4 separate regions of the Homo sapiens genome follow, and all the other regions are linked to region 4. A link is a contact called in ENCODE Hi-C or POLR2A ChIA-PET data. All regions are on one chromosome and are shown on one strand. Each heading gives the region's core, a stretch centred on a gene start or an enhancer-like site at or near the end of the contact. The rest is flanking DNA. Distances are from core to core; before and after follow the strand shown.

Region 1 (4,519 bases), core at 972-3,471, 1.7 Mb before region 4:
TGCGGGGAGGTTAGGGAATGCCGCGGTGGCGGGGAGCATGTGAGCGCACCTCCTGGCGGAGCCTTCTTATTTCGGCCTCCAAACCCTGCACCTCGGCCTGGGAGTCTAGCAGCAGCTCGGCCTTCTCCTCCCTGGAGGGAAGGGGAGTCTAGGGAGGGTCTGGGGGCCCACAACCCCCAGCCCTTCCCAGGCCTGACCCCTCCCGTAGCCACCAGGGCTAGGGTCCCATCCAGGCTTAATCTGCCCCTCTCCACTCAGTCCCCTTCCCAGGCTGCGCACACTCACAGCTCCTGCCGCAGACGCCGCAGCTGAGCCTTGGCGTTGGCCAGCTGCAGGGCCAGATGGTGCGAGGGGCCCTCGGCGGGAGCCCTAGAGGGAGCCTCAGGCCTCAAGCAGAGGGGTTCTCGCTCCAGCAGCAGTTCAGCCAGCCGCTGTAGGTCAGGGGTCAAGGGTCAGGACTAACTTATCCAATGCCTCTGCACATCGACCCCCAACCACAACACCAGACATGGGGTTGTGGTCTGGGGTCTTGGGCCATCTGGTTGTGACATCACTGATGGCCCAAGACCTCAGACCACAACCCCATGCCTGGGCCCCAAACTTCCATCTCCCTTGCACAACCGGCTCCCTGATGGTCCTCCAGTTCCCCAACCTGAGTCCACGATGCCCCTGCTGCCCCTACCTGGGCCCCCAGGTCACGCTCCCGTGCCAGCTTCGACAGTGTCCCCATCAGGCTCCGGGACAGCATCTCCAGCTCGGCAGGTGCCAGCTCCCCAGGATCTGGCCCAGACAGTGCCAGCACCACGCCGGCCCCCGGCTGGGTCACCTGGGGCGCAGGAAGAGCAGTTCAGTGGAAGCCGCGGTGTGGCAAGGGCGTCCCAGGTGCCATACCAGTCTGGGCTGCCGAACCGTCTCAGTACCTCCTGGATGGCAGCGGCCAGCTCGCTCTGGACCTCGAGACTGAGGCCCTGGATGTGGCGGATGAAGAGTTCCCGGTGCTCACACTGAGGGGAGACAGGAAGGGGAGCTGGTGCAGGATCTCCCTCCTCTACCGCCAAAGCTCGACCCTAACCTTTCCTTCCCACCGCCGGCTCACCTGTACTGACGCTCCCAACAGTAGCCGAAGAACGCCTTCCAGCTGCTCCACCGCTTCTTCTGCAAGGCACATGCCACAAGGGGTTAACTGGGGCGGGGAAGGTAGAGTAGTGCGGGGGCAGAGGCAGGAGGGTGTGGGTGGGGAGAGCACCTGAGAGAGGGTCAAATCCCAATGTCTGGAGGTCTGGGGGTGGCGACAGGATCAGCAGCTGCAGCTCCTCCTGGAGGCAGAGAGGCAGACTATATGAGGCGCCTTCCCGAAGGGGCTCCTCTTCCCCTCCTGTCTCCGCCTTTCCCTCGAGACCCCTTACCTGGTAGAAGTCCCTCAGTCGGCCCCACAGGTGGTTCAGGTTCCACACTCGCCAGGCAGCAGGTCCGTCAAGGCCTCTGAGCATCCGAGGTCCCCCTCGGGAGCTGGGGGCACTATGAGCCGGAGGTGGGCTCGAGGACCCGCCTCCCGTCAACAGGCCTCGCCCACCGTCCCTCAGGCCCCGCCCACTGAGCATCAGGCTCCGCCCACCCGCTTCCCCTCCTCTCAGATCCTTCCCCGCCACCGCCCCGGCCCGATGCCCCTTACATGATGCCCAGCACCCGGAGGAGCAGGGCCCCATCGCTGAGGCGCAGGAATCTCTTCTCCAACCAAAGGGGCGGCTCTTCCTCCTCTTCCTCTTCTTCCCCCTCCGAGTCCTCCGCCTCCCCGACCAGCCCGGCCAGTCCCAGCGCCTGTGAGGAGCCCAGAGGGGTCAGCCGACCAGCAGAGTGAACCCTGAGCCCCTCCGACCTGCCCCAGTGAGCCCAAGCACCCCTTCTCACCCGTCCTCTGAGTGCCTCTGTCCCCTCTTCCCTCACCACAGCCCCCCACACCATATCTCCATCCCCCACATTTGAACCCAGCCCTCCCCTCCGGCCTGGTTCTGCCTCACCCTCCCCCGGCCAGCGCCAACACCAGCCCCTGGCTGGGGCTCACTTCCCCTCCCCAACCCGCTGCCACCTGCCCCCTCACCCAGGTAGCCAGACTCCCACTCAGGAAGTCTCTGAGCCTGGGCCCCTTGCCCCCCTCCATGCCCGGGTCGGGGTGCCCGTCTCACTGTGGCAGCTGCACCTGCCCTGAGAGGAAGAGGAAGTCCCCGAGTGGGGGATCCCGGGGCCAGCCACAGACACCCTGTGCAGCTTCCTCCTTCCGGGTGCAGGCGGGCCTGGGCAGTCTGAGTCCTACCTCAGCCCCCACCTCACCTCCCTGCATCCTCCTAGCATCTCTGCAGGGCTAGCCCAGAGGTTGGCGGCGGAAGGCCCACAGCTCCCCTGGCTCCATGGGCAATGACCGAACAGCCCTTCACCTCTCTGGGCCTTGTTTTCTCAAACTGAAACTGGAGAGGATGACCCCAGCCTGGGACCTTCGAGGGCCTCAAAAGGGCTCTGGGCCTTGCGTGGTGAGTTTGGTCACCCACACACCCATCTTCCCAAATGCCAGGCTTCACTCACTACAGCGTTCTTTCTTTTCCCTTCAGTATTTCTCAAAGTTACCCAAACCACATCCCCTGGGAAGCCTGGTTCAGATGCTCCTCCAAGAAGCCTCCCTTGAACCCCAGATAGAAGGGAGCATCATTCCTGTGACCTCACCCCACCCCATCCTCTATACACTCGAGACTGTTGTAGCCATACTAGGTGCTATGAAGGGGAGGGGATTTGACCTCGGCAGGATGATCAGGGAAGGCATCCTGGAGTACGCATGAGATCAGGGATGGCTGGGTTAACAGGGCAAAGTGGAAAGGAAGGGAGGGTATTCCAGGCAGCAGGAACAGAATGTGCAACTGCTCTGAGGCAGCTGGAAGCATGGTCAGCAAAAAGATTGGAAATTATGCATGTTTTATCTATTCCAAGATGCTTAATGTTCACGTTTCACTTTTTGTTTTGTTTTGTTTTTAAGAGACAGAGTCTGAATCTGTGACCTAGTCTGGAGTGCAGTTGCAAGATCACAACTCGCTGCAACTTCAACCTCCTGGGCTTAAGCAATTCTCCTACTTCAGCCTTCTGAGTAACTGGGACTACGGGTGTGTGCCACCACACCTGGCTAATTATTTTGCTTGTTTTTTGTACAGACAGAGTCTTGCTGTGTTGCCCGGGCTGGTCTCGAACTCCTGGGCTCAAGTGATCCTCCCGCCTTGGCCTCCTGAAGGGCTGAGATGACGGCATGAGCTGCCTCACGCAGCCCCCATTCTACACCTCTGAAGTGAGTTTACATGGTACAGTTGCTGTCTGGCTAGCTGCCGTCCCAACATCACTGTCAGGACCCACACCTGAAAAGCACCAGCATCAAATCCTTCAGAAGAGTGTCAGCAGCTTGGAAGAAATCCTAGAGGCAAGCAGAACCCTTTTTAGCCCTGGGACTCAAATGGTGGGAAACCCCAGGGGAAGGGAACCAGGCTTGTCAGTGACACTCCCTTTTTTTTTTTTTTTTTTTTTTTGGTGAGACGGAGTCTCGCTGTGTCTGTCGCCTAGGCTGGAGTGTAATGGTGCAATTTCGGGTCACTGCAACCTCCGTCTCCCGGGTTCAAGCAATTCTCCTGCCTCAGCCACCTGAGTAGCTGGGATTATAGGCACCTGCCACCACGCCCAGATGCTTTTTTGTGTTTTTAGTAGAGACAGGGTTTCACCATGTTGGCCAGGCTGGTCTCGAACTCCTGACCTCAGGCAATCCACCCACCTCGGCCTCTGAAAGTGCTGGGATTACAGGTGTGAGCCACCACGCCCGGCCTGTCAGTGACACTCCTAGAGCAGAGTGAAAACTCGGCTCCACTTCATCTGCACAATTGTAAAGCTGGCTTAAGAGCGCCTGGCTGTTTTATGGAATGTTTGGAGCAGTACTGCTCTCCGTAGAACTCTCAAGGACTCAGAGAAGGAGGTGGCAGGCAGACACAGACATCACGACTCTCAGACCAAAAATGATTCAAACAAGTTGGACTCTAAATGTGAAGGAGTTTTCTGAACATGGTAACCAATTTATTTTGCTTCTATTATCCTTTTTATGTGTGCATGAGAATTATATATGATAAGAATCTACATTTAAGTGAAACAGAGCTCTTTCGAGAAATACAAAAGAAAAATTCTAGTGATGAAAGAACCTTGGGACATCGTTAACTGGCAGCATTCTCTTTTCTTAGTGACATTTTTATAATCGATGACATCTTAGTTTTTTTTTGTTTTTTGTTTTGAGACAGGATCTCTGTCACCCAGGCTGGAGTGCAGTGATGCAATCACAACACACTGTAGCCTCAACTTCCCTGGCTCAAGGGATCCTCCCACCTCAGCCTCCTCAGTATCTGGGACCACAGACATCCACCATCCACCCAACTAATTTTTGTATTTTTTGTAAAGATGGGGTTTCACCATGTTGCCCAGGCTGGTCTTGAACTCCTGATCTCAA
Region 2 (4,643 bases), core at 732-3,231, 1.3 Mb before region 4:
CAGTGCCAGTGGAGGCATGAGCCCAGGCAGGAGGGAAGGCACAATGAATTTCTGAAGTAAAGTTTAAATAGATTTTATTGTTACAAGGGGGACCCCACCAAGCAGGGTCAGTGACCCCCAAGGAGGTCACCATGGAGACATCAAGAGGTCATGATTGCAGAAGAGGTGACTGGAATTGAATGACATGATCCAGGGGAGGCCGGCCACAAATGCAGTAACATGACCAGGATGGGCCGGTGGGGCTGGTCAGGTCACAGTGTGAGGGACAGAACGGACCCCTTCACTCTGGCCTCCTGTAGGTCTCCAGGTGTGACAGGATCCAGCCCGCTGGCAGGAGGAAGGTCACGAAGCAGGAGGTAAGCCCAACGGCCAATTCCTACACAGAGCACAAGAAAGAAGGCACCTCGGAGTCAGTATTCCCCTAGGCTCTCTAAGTCCTTGCAGTTCCCAGGCAGCAGAAAGCCCCGCTCAGGGAGCCAGGACTCAGAGGCAAGTGGGAGGCCCCGCATCCTCACGTTAAAGGAATCCACGCTCCACGGAGCAGACAGAGCAGGTCCAAAGCTACGCTAACCCTTGAGGTAAAGGGTCAGTTATAAGGAGGGGGAAGAGTGAGAGGAAGGAGAGACAGCTGGGGTTAGGGTTCAGGGAGAAATGCACCACCAGATGGTAAAGGAAGGGACAGGAAGCAGGATTTATTGAAACCTGTTTTAAAGCTGGTCTGGGCCGGGCATGGTGGCTCACACCTGTAATCCCAGCAATTTGGGAGGCCAAGGCGGGCGGATCACAAGGTCAGGAGTTAGAGACCAGCCTGACCAACATGGTGAAACCCCGTCTCTACTAAAAATACAAAAAATTAGCCGGGAGTGGTGGCGGGCGCCTGTGATCCCAGCTACTCGGGAGACTGAGGCAGGAGAATGGCTTGGCTTAAACCTGGGAGGCGGAGGTTGCAGTAAGCCGAGATCGCACCACTGCACTCCAGCCTGGGTGACAGAGCAAGACTCCGTCTCAAAAAAACAAACAACAAACAAAAAAAGCAAAGCCTGTATGTTAAGACCCAGGATCCTTGCATGGGCCAGTAACTCCAAAACGATACCTATCCTTCCTTGCCTGAAAACCCCCTCCCAGGCCGGGCGCAGTGGCTCACGCCTGTAATCCCAGCACTTTGGGAGGTTGAGGCAGGCGGATCACGAGGTCAAGAGATCGAGACCATCCTGGCCAACATGGTGAAACCCCGTCTCTACTAAAAATACAAAATTTAGTTGGGCATGGTGGCACGCGCCTGTAGTCCCAGCTATTCGGGAGGCTGAGGCAGGAGAATCGCTTGAACCCGGGAGTCGGAGGCTGCAGTGAGCCGAGATCGCGCCACTGCACTCCAGCCTGGCGACAGAGCGAGAACCCGTCTCAAAATAAATAAGTAAAATAAAATAAAATAAAATAAATAGCAGTAACAACCATTTTCGTCGCTGACAGCGTCAGGCATCCCCCAGTGAACCAACGAGAAAATGGGCTCAGAGCGGCTAAAGAAGTCGGCAGGAGGCGGCGCAGCGAGGAGGCGACAGGAGAGGGAGGGCCTGACAGGACCAGACCCGAGATCCTGGGGCTGTGGGGAAAGACCTAACGCCGACAGCCCCGACTGTCGCCCGGGCACTGTCCCCGTCGTTCGCGCCCTCCAGACATGCCCAAACCGGCACTGCTGCTCCCCGCTACGCTGCGGGGCGCGAGGCATTCTCAGGACCACCTGAGGTCAGCTAGGCAGAAGGGGTCAGCCCACGGCGCCTCCCGCGCTCTTCCAGGCCCGTTCCTCACCATGATCCCAAGCTTCCCCTCCGGCGGCAACGAATGGATCTTGGCGCGCGGCACTGGGAGCCGCCGGGCCGAGCCTGTCAAGCCCCGCAGCAGCAGCGGCGTCAGGACGGACATGATGGCACGGAGTACACCACAAAAAACGGTCAGCCGTAGCCCAAGGTCAGGAAGCCAAAATGGCTGCGCTGGCCGGAAGTTCTGGAGCTGGGGAAGCAGGGAAACTGCGGCGCGGAAGTCTCTCGGAAATGACGCAAGAACACACCTCCCACAGCCCTTGGCAGTTTTTGGCGCGTTCCTCGAAACAGCCAATTGACACCTTCCTACGCTATGGGCGGAGCACAAAAGGGCTCTTCTTCGAGTTATGTTCCGCCTCCAAGGCTTATACTTGTGAATGACATCTGGGGCCACCCAATCATGTACGCGAGAAGCCTAAACTGTTCTTGACTCCTCCCTTCATTCATACTGTTAAATCTCTCTCTATTCAGGCTGGGCGTGGTGGCTCACGCCCGTAATCTCAGAACTTTTGGGAGGCCGTCTGTACTAAAAAAAAAAAAGTACGGGCTGGGCGCGTTGGCTCACGCCTCTAATCCCAGCACTTTGGGAGGCCGGGGCGGGTAGATCATCTGAGGTCAGGAGTTTGACACCAGTCTTGCCAGCATGGTGAAACCCCATCTCTACGAAAAATACAAAAATTGGCCGGGCGCAGTGGCTCACGCATGTAATCCCAACACTTTGGGAGGCCGGGGCCGGTAGATCATCTGAGGTCAGGAGTTTGAGACCAGTCTTGCCAGCATGGTGAAACCCCATCTCTACGAAAAATACAAAAATTGGCCGGGCGCAGTGGCTCACGCTTGTAATCCCAACATTTTGGGAGGCCGAGGCGGGTGGATCACCTGAGGTCAACAGTTCGAGACCAGACTGGCCAACATGGTGAAACCCCGTCTCTACTAAAAATACAAAAATTAGCTGGGCATGGTGGTGGGCGCCTGTAATTCCAGCTACTCGGGAGGCTGAGTCAGGAGAATTGCTGAACCCAGGAGACGGAAGTTGCAGTGAGCCGAGATTGAGCCATTGCAGTCCAGACTGGGCCACAAGAGCGAAACTCCATCTCAAAAATAAAAAACAACAATAAAAAAAGTTCGAAAGCAGCCTGGCCAACATGGTGAGACTCCATCTCGACTAAGAATACAAAAAATAGCCAGGCATGGTGGTAGATGCCTGTAATCTCAGCTACTAGGGAGGCTGAGGCAGGAGAACTGCTTGAACCCGGTAGGCAGAGGTTGCAGTGAGCTGAGATCACGCCACTGCACTCCAGCCTGGGCGACACAGCAAGACTCCGTCTCAAAAAAAAAAAAAAAAAAAAATCTCTCTATTGAGAGTCCCCTCCTCTCCACCAGGCCTCCGTCGTTTTTGTTGAGAATTCCTGACACTGACCTAGTAACCAAACCTCCCTCAATTACTATTACACTCTTCAATTCCAGTTACCATGCTGGAGCAGCCAACTTCCCTTCCTTCCTACCCTATCACTCTCTCTCCCTCCCCCATCCCTTCCTTCTTGGTTTTTTAAACCTAAATCTGACCAAGTCATATACTTTCAGTGGCTCCCCATTGCTTCCTAGTCAAAATCCCAATTCCCGGATGTCACTGTCCAGCCTCAACTCTCAAAACTCTTCAATATTCCACACCTTCGACCCTGCTCTCTGATTTCCACCAACAAGCCTTTTGTTGCATTCAAAATGCACTCTGCATTTTGTTATTGATGTTGAGACAAGGTCTAGCTCTAAGCCCAGGCTGGAGTGGAGTGTGGTGTGATCTCGGCTCACTGCAGCCTTGCAACCTCCACCTCCCAGACTCAAGCCAACCTCCCACCTCAGCCTCCCAAGTAGCTGGGATTACAGGTGCCCACCACCATGCCTGGCTTTTTTTTTTTTTTTTTTTTTTTGAAATAGAGTCTTGCGCTGTTGCCCAGGCTGGAGTGCAGTGGCACTATCTTGGCTCTCTGCAACCTCCGCCTCCCGGGTTCAAGCAATTCTCCTGCCTCAGCCTCCTGAGTAGCTGGGATTACAGGCATCTGCCACCATGCCCGGCTATTTTTTGTATTTTTAGTAGAGACAAGGTTTCACCATGTTGGCCAGGCTGGTCTCGAACTCCTGACTTCAGGCGATCCACCCACCTTGGCCTCCCAAGGTGCTGGGATTACAGGCATGAGCCACAGCGCCCAGCCTAATTTTTGTAGTGTTTGTAGAGCTGGAGGGGGGTCTTGCTATGTTAGTCAGGCTAGTCTCAAACTCGTGAGCTGAAGCGATCCACCCAGATCAGCCTCCCAAAGTGCTGGGATTACAGGCATTTGTCAGGGCACCTGGCCTTGCCTCTGCACTTTGGGTTTTGTTTTTGAGACATGCATCACCCAGGCTGGAGTGCAGTGGTGCAATATCAGCTCACTGCAACCTCCACCTCCCTGGCTCAAGCGATTCTCCTGCCTCAGCCTCCCAAGCAGCTGGGATTACAGGTGTATGCCACCACACCCGGCTAATTTTTGCATTTTTAATAGCGACAGGGTTTCGCCATGTTGGCCAGGCTGGTCTTGAACTCCTGGCCTCATGTCATCTGCCCGCCTCAGCCTCCCAAAGTGCTGGGATTACAGGCATGAGCCACTGTGCCCGGCGTTGCTTCTGCATTTTATGTTCATTTTTTCAGCTCCTATGCAGGCTGCCTTTTTCACCATGCTAACTCCTGCTTCCTGGCTTCCAGTTAATGATACCACTTACTTTATTCAGTGAATATTTATTAGCCTCTACTGTGTGTTAGGAACTATTGTAGACACCAGTATGAACGAGGTG
Region 3 (4,583 bases), core at 81-2,580, 1.0 Mb before region 4:
GTGCCATCTCCACTCAATGCAACCTCTCCTGCCTCAGCCTCCCGAGTAGCTGGGATTACAGGCGCCTGCCACCACGCCTGGTTAATTTTTTGTATTTTTAGAAGAGATGGGGTTTCACCATGTTAGCCTGGCTGGTCTTGAACTCCCGACCTCAGGTGATCCAACCACCTCAGCCTCCCAAAGTGCTGGGATTACAGGCGTGAGCCACCGCGCCTGGCCAAGTGGTATGAAGTCTTTTGGAGAAAAGTAATGCAGGGAAAAGGAGCAGAGAATGCTGGGATGTGCGTGCAAGTTTTTTTTTTTTTTTTTTGATGGAGTTTTGCTCCTGTTGCCTACGCTGGTGTGCAATGGTGCGATCTCGGCTCACTGCAACCTCCGCCTCCTGGGTTCAAGCGATTCTCCTGTTCAGCCTCTGGACTAGCTGGGATTACAAGCGTGCGCCACTACGCCTGGCTAATTTCGTATTTTTAGTAGAGACGGGGATTCTCCATGTTGGTCAGGCTGGTCTCGAACGCCCACGACCTCAGGTGATCCACCCGCCTCGGCCTCCCAAAGTGCTGGGATTACAGGCGTGAGGCACGGCGCCCGGCCTGGACTTCTTACATTAGCTATCAGAGCGGTGATGGTGCGCATCAGCCATGGCCAGGGACAGGAATATAGGGAGATGATAATAAAGGTGGTAATGAAGTCACGGCCACCTGCCCTTATGAAGTCAAAATCATTAAAGACCCAGTGACGTTCATGCCATCCAGGGTTGAGGCCTCTCTTCTGCCCACCTGTGGTCCCAGGCCTAGTTAAACACCAAAGCTGTCTCTCACACTGGTGGTTCCAGGATAAAGCCTCGGCCTGGGGCCTGGTCTGCACGTTAGGCGCCGGCCGCAGCTCGCAGGAGGACCCGAGCCAGCCCGCCCCTTCCCGCACAGCCTGCTGGGAGTTGTAGTTCAGTCGTCGGAGAACCACGCCAAGCCCCGCCCCAGATGAGTGCGCAGTATGAGGACCGCTGGCCGGGACCCAGTGAGCGCGGGACTACAATTCCCAAAGGACGGTAGCACTCAGCGCCCCGCCAACAGGTACCCGGCGGCTCGCTTCGCGCACACGCGGCAGGCGGTGGCGGGATTCTGCCGCGTGCGCTTTCCCGCCCCGCCTCGCCTAGCCTCGTCCTGCGCTCGCCACGCCTCGGGCTGTCCGTTGGGCCACGCAGACCGCGCTGCGCTCGCTCCGTCGCGGCTCCGCGTGCCCCACCTTCTGGCTAGTTTTTTCTAGAGCCCAGGCTCCGCCCGTTTCCCGCTTCCAGGGCCCGGTTCGTTCCCGCCCGCACCCGTCCCTCTCCTCTGCACCCCTGCTGCTTCTGCTTTGAAGGCGGAGGCTCCATGTTGTCCCCTCAGCGAGTGGCAGCAGCTGCCTCAAGAGGAGCAGGTGAGGCGCCGATTTTCCCTGGATCGCCCCGCGGCCACCCCCGCCGCCTTCCCTGCTGTAGTTCTGAAAAGAACCCCCGCCCGCGCCGCCGCCCTTCCTCGTCCCGGGGCTGGGACCGCGCGTCCCTCGCCGGGGTCACTCGGTTTCCGAATTTGTGGTGGGGGGGCCCCTCTTCGGGCCCAGCTGGTCCAGCGAGGGCGGCACCTTCCTTACTTTTCGGCCGGGGGCGGCCGCCGTCAGGGCTCGGGCCCTGGTGCCGCCGGGGGCTCCTCCAGCTCCTCCCCTGGGCTGCAGCTGCCCCTGGGCGGCCCAAGGGCCGGTGGTCCCCGTGGGCGGCGTCCGGAGCTTCGGCCCCGCCGAGCCCCGCCCTGGGCAGAGCCGGGCGCCCCAGGGCGCTGCCCCTCCGTGCCCGGGCACTCAGCGCCCTCTCTGGTCGGAGAATCGGGGCCTGGATGGAGCGGGAAGGTGAATGCTGGTTTATTTGGCCTTTCTGGAAGTGCTGGAAGGCTGCGAAGTGTCTTGGAAGCTTTATTTTTATCCTAACGACCTTGAGGCACTGACCACAAGTATTAGGAAAGTTGGTTTTCAACCCATACTTAACGCTGTAAAGAATTGGTCTAAATTGGTTTTTCGTAAGTTAGTGCTTTTGGCACAGTACGTTGTTCTTTTGCTTTCCCGAAGACATGAAACATAGTGAAAGTATTAAAAACCAAATAAGGAGTCACCGTGTATTCACGGATCTGATTTAGTCTGTCATTTTACTTGGCTTTATTCTAGTGTAATGTGTGTGCTGTTGAAATGACCGTTTCACTTGCGAAATCGAAGAGCAAAAAGGAAAAGAACAGTGAAGAATTTTTAAATGAGTCTCAGTTCTCAAATTCAAATACGAAGCAATGGAACGTTTTGTCAGTCTTAGAATAACGGACCAAAAATGTACGATTTCACATATTGGCTTACTTTTGGAGATTTAAGAAGCATAACCTACGGAGTACTAATCCCTGTCAAGAATTTAGCATTGCAACATAGGTACTGAAATTCAAATTAGTGCTTTTTTTTTTCCATTCCCACAGAGATTAGCTTGTACTCCAGAAATTCCTGTTGCCGCTCTAACACCTGTAAACACTTGGCTGAGAAGGATCTCAGTATTGCAGTAGTCCAGCACATTGTTTTATTATTATTTTTTGAGACGGAGTTTTGCTCTGGTCACCCAGGCTGGAGTGCAATGGCGCGATCTCGGCTGATTGCAACCTCCGCTTCCTGGGTTCAAGCAATTCTTCTGCCTCATCCTCCCGGGTAGCTGGGATTACAGGCGCTCTCCACCATGCGCGGCTATTTTTTTTTGAGACGGAGTTTCGTTTTTGCTACCTAAACTGGAGTACAGTGGCGCAGTCTCGGCTCACTGCACCCTCCGCCTCCTGGGTTCAAATGATTCTCCTGCGTCAGCCTCCCGAGTAGCTGGGATTATAGACATCCGCCACCAGGCCCAGCTAATTTTTTGTATTTTTAGTAGAAACGGGGTTTCACCACGTTGGCCAGGCTGGTCTCGAACTCCTGACCTCAGGTGAACCACCCTCCTCTCCTCGGCCTCCCAAGTACTGGGATTACAGGCGTGAGCCATCGTGCCCGGCCCATTATTGTATTAGCTACAGTTTACTACCTCATTGTAGTAGAATTCATGAAATAGAAGTAACGGGATAGATGTGGTGTTGTGTACTAGCTTAATTTTCTTTTTCTTTTCTTTTTTTTTCTTCTGGTGAGAAGGAGTCTTGCTCTCTCGCCCAGGGTGGAGTGCAATGGCGCGATCTCTGCTCACTGCAACCTCCGCCTCCCAGGTTCAAGCGATTCTCCTGCCGCAGCCTCCCAGGTAGCTGGGATTACAGGCGCCCTCCACCGCGCCTGGGTAATTTTTGTATTTTTAGTAGAGACGGGGTTTCACCATGTTTGCCAGGCTGATCTTGAACTCCTGACCTCAGGTGATCCTCCTAGCTCGGCCTCCCAAAGTGCTGGGATTGCAGGTGTGAGCCACGGCGCCTGGCCCAGTTGCGTGGTATTTCGATTGTCAGAACACCTTAGATATATTTCACAGCTGAAGTATGTTAACAGATTAGAAGACAGGCTTTCCTGGTATAGTAGGCGCTAATTAGGAAATCCTTACTTGGCCGGGAGCTGTGGTTTACTCCTGTAATCCCAGCATTTTGGGAGGCTGAGGCAGGTGGATCACCTGAGGTCAGGAGTTCAAGACCAGCCTGGCCAACATGGTGAGACGCCCCCCCCCACCCAAAAAAAAATTAAAAAAAAGTTAGCCAACGTGGTGTTGCAGGCCTGTAGTTCTGGCTACTCAGGAGGCTGAGGTGAGAGGATGGAGTGAGCCCAGGAAGTTGGCTGCAGTGAGCCTTTTTTTTTTTCTTTTTTCTGCAGTGAGCCTTGTTCTTGCCACTGCACTCCAGCCTAGGCAACAGAGTGAGACCTTGTCTCAAAAAAAAAAAAAAAAAAAAAAAAGGAACACAGCTAATTCAAACCTTTGGTGGCATTCTTATTCTTAGGAAAGAGATACAAAAGTGTTACTGAGCTCATTCCATTAAAAAGGTTTTTTTCCTCCACTTGTGATATAGCCTGGCATCATTTTCAGATTCAGCCCTCTCCTTGGATTTTCTGAATCTTCAGTACCATTTAGTCATAGATAATTTTTGTAAACCTATGAAGCATTACACAATCCTTAGTCAACAACAAAAAATATGGTTTTGTTCAGCCTTCTGTGCTATGGCGAAAAGATTTTCTACAACAGACAAATATAAAATTTGCCCAGTATTCTGGTTAATTAGATTTAAATAGTATTTTCACTGAAACAGCCTTAAGCGTATTGCAGTGTATCTACTGGCACAATCACTGCCTTAAGACAAAACGGTATATAAAAGCACCCACCCCTCCACCACCAGAAGGAACCACACCCAGCAGTTCTAGAGTTGGCTAAGGTCTTAGTATACTTACTCTTGCCTGTGATGATGTTTTCTCTGGCTTTGTCAGTTAGAAACCTTAAAGACTGCCAGCAAGAACAAGGCATGAAAATGGTATGCCTCTGTTTTGGGTGTGTTGCTCTTGCCCTTTGGAGAATATGATATTTTATAAGGAGACTGGAAAACTCAGGTCATAACTTTACCCTGAGTCAT
Region 4 (5,095 bases), core at 187-2,686:
AAGTGGAGGCTTGAGGCAGGGTGTCCAGGGCATAGAGGTGTTTGGCCTGGGCCACCCTCCAGGAGGCTATTCATGTGGGCCACAGCCACAGGAGAAAAGTCCACCCCCAGCACATCCACTGGGTGTGGAGATTTGGTGTAGAGGCCTGTACATAGGCTGGAAGTCCCACAGCCCACATCCAGCACTCGCAGAGGACTGGCAGCCTGTGCCTCCTGCAGCAATGGCAGTAGGAGCCCCTGGACTTCGTCGTATCCAAAGAACCAGTCGAAGGTGGGGACAGTGCCCAAACGAGGCTGGGCATGCAGCCGATCCCAGAGACAGCGGTCCGCCAGGCAACTATCAGCCAGTGAGCCTGTGGGCACGGTTGGAGGGTGTCACTTGGTCTATGTCGCCACTGCAAAAACGTCGTATATACACACTGGCGTCTTTTTTTTTTTTGAGACAGGGTCTCACTCTGTGACCCAGGGTTGAGTACAGTAGCACAATGATGGCTCACTGAAGCCTCCACCTCAGCCTCCTGAGTAGCTAGGACTATAGGCGCCATCGTGCCCGGTTAATTTTTTTTGTAGACAGGGTCTCGCTATGTTGCCCTAGGTTGGTCTCGAACTCCTGGGCCAAGCGATCTGCCCGCCTCGGCCTGGCAAAGTGTTAGCATTACAGCCGTGAGCCACCACGCACGGCCCACCGTAGGGTTTGAGAATCACAATTTCAGGGACTACACTCCTGACTCACGAGGAACCCACCTTACCCTCCCCACTCTGCCCCCACCTTGCCCTCTCCACTCTGCCCCCACCTCCCTACCCGCAAAGGGGCGGCACGTCCCCATCATCAGGCTCGGCAAGTGGAGCATTCGACGCAGCGCGGCCATCTGGAGATTCGGGTAAGTTCGACCAGAGAAGCTTATGTGAAGCGTCCACCCTACTCCAGCCGGAGAGGCCTGAGGTCCAGGGGAAGATCTGCAAATTCCGCGTAGCGAAAGGCGGCGTACAGCTTCCCCGAACTCTGCAGTCCCGGAAAAAAGAACGCGGACACAGACTATGGTAGGAACGGCCTTTATTGGCTGCAGCGGGAAGTGGAGGAGGGTATACAGCGTCCGCAGACCTGAAATCAAATGAGAAAGTGTGAGCACCCCGATGGAGGAGCCAGCTGGATCTCGGTTGTCCTTCTCCGAGATTCCCGGTGTCCCGGCGTTTGAGGATAGAACCAGCGGATGGGAAGCCGCCAGCACCGAAGACATGACGCCGAGGGGGCCAGAGCCCTTTCCCTCTTCCTCCGTACATTACGGGGAGCGGCACCACAAGCCCGATCCCCGCCAAGAAAAGGAGGGTCCTGAGACCCCGCCCAGAGCCTTCCACCCGGCACCCCCACCACTCCCGGCCGCCCAATCTGGCTACTACAGCTAAAACCACACTTACTAGCTCACCACCCTCCGAAAGGCCTCCCGCACCGCGGAGCTCCTTTATATAGCCCGAGGACCCGCCCCCGAGTTGCGATTGGCCCGCGGAAGGCCGGGGCGGAGCCCCGCGGATCCGGCGCTGAGCGGAAGTACGGACCGTGAACTGGAGTGGAATCGCGACTATGGGAGCTCCGGGGGGAAAGATCAACCGGCCCCGAACGGTGACTGTGTGGGGGCCGCGACTTTGTTTCCTCAAGCGTTCCTGAGCCCTTTTATCTCGCACGAGATGGGATCAGTGAGGGGCCGGGGCTGCCTGGTGGAGGGGCCCCGGGTCGCGGCGAGCCCACTCCATCTGATTCGCATCTTTCTCCCCGGCAGGAGCTGAAGAAGAAGCTGTTCAAACGCCGGCGGGTGTTGAATCGGGAGCGGCGTCTGAGGCACCGGGTGGTCGGGGCTGTGATAGACCAAGGGCTGATCACGCGGCACCACCTCAAGAAGCGGGCGTAAGTACTAGACCCTCTTCCTGTTGGTCGTCCCCACCGAGTCTTCCTTCCTCCCTGCAGAGCTCCGGAGCAGCTTCACCTCTCAGCTCACCTTGTGCACTGACGCTTATGCGGGGAATGTCTGTCGGCTGTTAGTTCCTAAGCTCTGATAGCCTCTCACAATACCTGTAGCAGACAACCTTTCTTTGGGTTTTGGATTCTGTTAAGAATCTCAGGAAAGCCGGGGATGGTGGCTCATACCTGTAATCCCAGCACTTTGGGGGGCTGAGGTGGGCGGATCACCTGAGGTCGGGAGTTCGAGACCAGCCTGACCAACATGGTGAAACCCCGTTTTTGCTAAAAATACAAAAATTAGCCAGGCGTTGTGGCCGGCACCTGTAGTCCCAGCTACACGGGAGGCTGAGGCAGGAGAATTGCTTGAACCTGGGAGGCGGAGGTTGCAGTGAGCCGAGATCACGCCACTGCACTCCAGCCTGGGCCACAGAGTGAGACTCCGTCTCAAAAAAAAAAAAAAAAAAAAAAGAATATCAGGAAATCTGTTGGCTCTCCATTCTCCAAGTAATGTTATACATTCACACAGATTTTTATAAGTAAACTTATTTTTACATACAGAAAAGTGCACACATAGGCGCATAAAACTCGAAGAATTTTCCCAAAGGCACTCATAGGATTTCACTTGTAAGTTTCAAGGCCTCCTGTGTCTTGAGGAAGAGTTCCCATCCCATTAATTACTTTCTGTGTCCTTTTTTTTTTTTTTTTTTTTTTTCCTCTTTTTTGAGACAGAGTCTCCCTCTGTTGCCCAGGCTGGAGTGAAGTGGCATGATCTCGGCTCACTGCAACCCCTGCCTCCTGGGTTTAAGCTATTCTCTTGCCTCAGCCTCCCGAGTAGCTGGGATTACAGGTGCTCCCCACTGCACCCGGCTAATTTTTGTATTTTTAGTAGAGACGGGGTTTCACCATGTTGGCCAGGCTGGTCTTGAACTCCTGACCTCAGGTGATCCGCCCACCTCAGCCTCCCAAAGTGTTGGGATTACAGGCATAAGCCACCGCCCCCGATCTATGTCCTTTCATTAGCTTCTTCAATGTAAATATTTAGGGTTTCTATTACTATTTATATTATATTTATTTAATACTTTTCCTTTTTTTTTTTTTTTTGAGACGGAGTCTCGCTTTGTCGCCCAGGCTGGAGTGCAGTGGCGCGATCTCGGCTCACTGCAAGCTCCGCCTTCTGGGTTCACGCCATTCTCCTGCCGCAGCCTCCCGAGTAGCTGGGACTACAGGCGCCCGCCACTGCGCCCAGCTAATGTTTTGTATTTTTAGTAGAGACAGGGTTTCACCGTGGTCTCGATCTCCTGACCTCGTGATCCAGCCGCCTCGGCCTCCCAAAGTGCTGGGATTACAGGCGTGAGCCACTGCGCCCAGCCTATTTAATACTTTTTCTATAGCCAGAACTATTTGTGTGACCTCAGTTGGTTCAGGTTAACCTAGCTCTCTTTATTTCCACTTACCCATCAGGTCCAGTGCACGTGCCAACATTACACTGTCAGGGAAGAAGCGCAGAAAACTCCTCCAGCAGATCCGGCTTGCCCAGAAAGAGAAGACAGCCATGGAAGGTGAGGCTGGGACAGAGGTGGGTGAGGGGAATCCTGGATTTATTTGGGATAATACTTCCTTCTTCCCTTTACTCAGTGGAAGCCCCTTCAAAGCCAGCCAGGACTAGTGAACCACAGCTCAAAAGGCAAAAGAAGACAAAAGCCCCCCAGGATGTAGAAATGAAGGACCTTGAAGATGAGAGCTAAACCTCTTCCACTAGAAGATTCTCAACTGGAGCCAGCCTTCAGACTCAGTGGTTGTTTCAGAGGACTTTGACAAAAGCAAGGCCCCTTTTCACTCTCCAGATTTCCTCCTACCTAATGGCCTACTGACCTCCCCTAGAGGGATGTCTTTGGGAGGGAAGAAGGTACAGAAGAAAGATTGGAGAAGGGCCTCTCTAGCAGTCAACTCCATTTGTAATAAAGCCCTAGCACTCTGAGATGTGTGTGATTAAATGTAGGAATGGGGATGGGTCATGAAAAGATTGGGGAGTATGGAAACAAGACAGTGAGGAAGCAGTACCCACAGCTTCCTTGTGCAAATGCAACAAGATGCCAGCCTCTGCCCTCAAGAGTGGTGGTGCCTGGCCGGGTGCAGTGGCTCACGCCTCTAATGCCAGCACTTTGGGAGGCCGAGGCAGGTGGATCACCTGAGGTCACAAGTTCGAGACCAGCCTGGCTAACCCCGTTTCTACTAAAAATACAAAAAATTAGCCGGGCGTGGTGGTGCACGCCTGTAATCCCAGCTACTTGGAGGCTGAGGCAGGAGAATCGCTTGAACCCGGGAGGCGGAGATTGCCTACCGGGGTATTGCTTGAGGCCAGGAACTCAAGGCTGTAGTGTGCTGTGATCTCATCTGTCTCCTTAGTGAGTGATACTCTAACTTTCCATTTATGACAAAGATACAGATTATTCGAGAAGTTGAAGTTACAGTGAGCCAAGATTGTCCCACTGCACTCCAGCCTGGGCAACAGAGTGAGCCATTGTCTCGAAAAATATAGATAGATAATTGTAGGGATAGCAGAGGTAAAGGTCCTGATACCAGTTCTGCCACTGCCTCTGTGTGACTAAGGTAGGCAAGACACCTTACCTCTTCTGTCTTACTTCTTTTGCTGCATTATATTTTCATTTTAATTTATATATATATATATTTATTTATTTATTTTATTTTAATTTTTTTTTTTTTGAGACAGAGTCTCACACTGTAGCCCCGGCTGGAGTGCAATGGCATAATCTTGGCTCACTGCACCCTCTGCCTCCCGGGTTCAAGCAATTCTCCTGCCTCAGCCTCCTGAGTAGCTGGGATTACAGGCGCCTGCCACCAGGCCTGGCTTATTTTTTGTATTTTTTAGTAGAGACAGGGTTTCAGTATGTTGGCCAGGCTGATCTTGAACTCCTGACCCTGTGATCTTCCCACGTCGGCCTCCCAAAGTGCTGGGACTACAGGTGTGAGCCACCGTGCCCGGCCACCCCTGACTAATTTTAAAAAATTTTCTGTAGAAATGGAGTTTTACCCAGGCTGGTCTCAAACCCCTGGACTCAAGCGATCCATCCACCTTAACCTCCCAAAGTGCTGGGATTACTGGTGTAATAATAATAAAAAA

Evidence for each region. Hi-C counts contacts between places; a loop is a spot of excess contacts on that map. ChIA-PET counts read pairs that join two places held with the same protein, here RNA polymerase II (POLR2A). Pooled maps may share reads with other maps.
Region 1: a loop to region 4 is called in a pooled map, with 5 times the contacts of the local background. The contact joins the promoter of CCDC88B here to the promoter of CSKMT in region 4. A Hi-C loop is called at or near these places in 2 of 50 pooled maps. POLR2A ChIA-PET finds 5 or more read pairs at or near these places in 3 of 52 experiments (GM10248, HEK293 and PC-9).
Region 2: a pooled map shows a loop between it and region 4 (5-fold over the local background). The contact joins the promoter of COX8A here to the promoter of CSKMT in region 4. A Hi-C loop is called at or near these places in 5 of 50 pooled maps. POLR2A ChIA-PET finds 5 or more read pairs at or near these places in 2 of 52 experiments (H1 and activated T-cell).
Region 3: a loop to region 4 is called in a pooled map, with 10 times the contacts of the local background. The contact joins the promoter of ATL3 here to the promoter of CSKMT in region 4. A Hi-C loop is called at or near these places in 1 of 37 single-sample maps with no recorded cell type and 6 of 50 pooled maps. POLR2A ChIA-PET finds 5 or more read pairs at or near these places in 1 of 52 experiments (A549).

Annotation. Positions count from the first base shown.
Region 1 is chr11:64,337,906-64,342,424 of GRCh38, reverse strand. CCDC88B (coiled-coil domain containing 88B) reads right to left here and starts at 2,221. Exons shown (of 27, transcript NM_032251.6): 1 at 2,099-2,221; 2 at 1,673-1,818; 3 at 1,407-1,518; 4 at 1,247-1,316; 5 at 1,097-1,155; 6 at 921-1,004; 7 at 683-826; 8 at 286-431; 9 at 50-131. The coding sequence starts at 2,158. It overlaps LOC102723878 (a long non-coding RNA gene), which reads left to right and starts at 1,633. Exons shown (of 4, transcript NR_188518.1): 1 at 1,633-1,884; 2 at 2,347-2,525. MIR7155 (microRNA 7155) reads left to right here and starts at 521; the gene lies at 521-576. RefSeq lists silencers at 1,533-1,582, 1,603-1,682.
Region 2 is chr11:63,971,958-63,976,600 of GRCh38, reverse strand. COX8A (cytochrome c oxidase subunit 8A) reads right to left here and starts at 1,981. Exons shown (of 2, transcript NM_004074.3): 1 at 1,807-1,981; 2 at 58-376. The coding sequence starts at 1,920. The coding sequence ends at 281. RefSeq lists an enhancer at 1,628-2,067.
Region 3 is chr11:63,668,123-63,672,705 of GRCh38, reverse strand. ATL3 (atlastin GTPase 3) reads left to right here and starts at 1,330. Exons shown (of 13, transcript NM_015459.5): 1 at 1,330-1,416. The coding sequence starts at 1,371. RefSeq lists enhancers at 814-923, 964-1,463, 1,464-1,965 and silencers at 1,014-1,133, 1,454-1,513, 1,544-1,803.
Region 4 is chr11:62,661,653-62,666,747 of GRCh38, reverse strand. CSKMT (citrate synthase lysine methyltransferase) reads right to left here and starts at 1,436. Exons shown (of 3, transcript NM_001043229.2): 1 at 1,416-1,436; 2 at 802-1,101; 3 at 1-352. The coding sequence starts at 868. It overlaps LBHD1 (LBH domain containing 1), which reads left to right. Exons shown (of 7, transcript NM_024099.5): 5 at 1,775-1,899; 6 at 3,415-3,512; 7 at 3,589-3,931. The coding sequence ends at 3,619. C11orf98 (chromosome 11 open reading frame 98) reads left to right here and starts at 1,538. Exons shown (of 4, transcript NM_001286086.2): 1 at 1,538-1,617; 2 at 1,775-1,899; 3 at 3,415-3,512; 4 at 3,589-3,931. The coding sequence starts at 1,579. The coding sequence ends at 3,698. It overlaps SNORA57 (small nucleolar RNA, H/ACA box 57), which reads right to left and starts at 1,326; the gene lies at 1,178-1,326. RefSeq lists enhancers at 89-188, 209-258, 309-418, 1,089-1,318.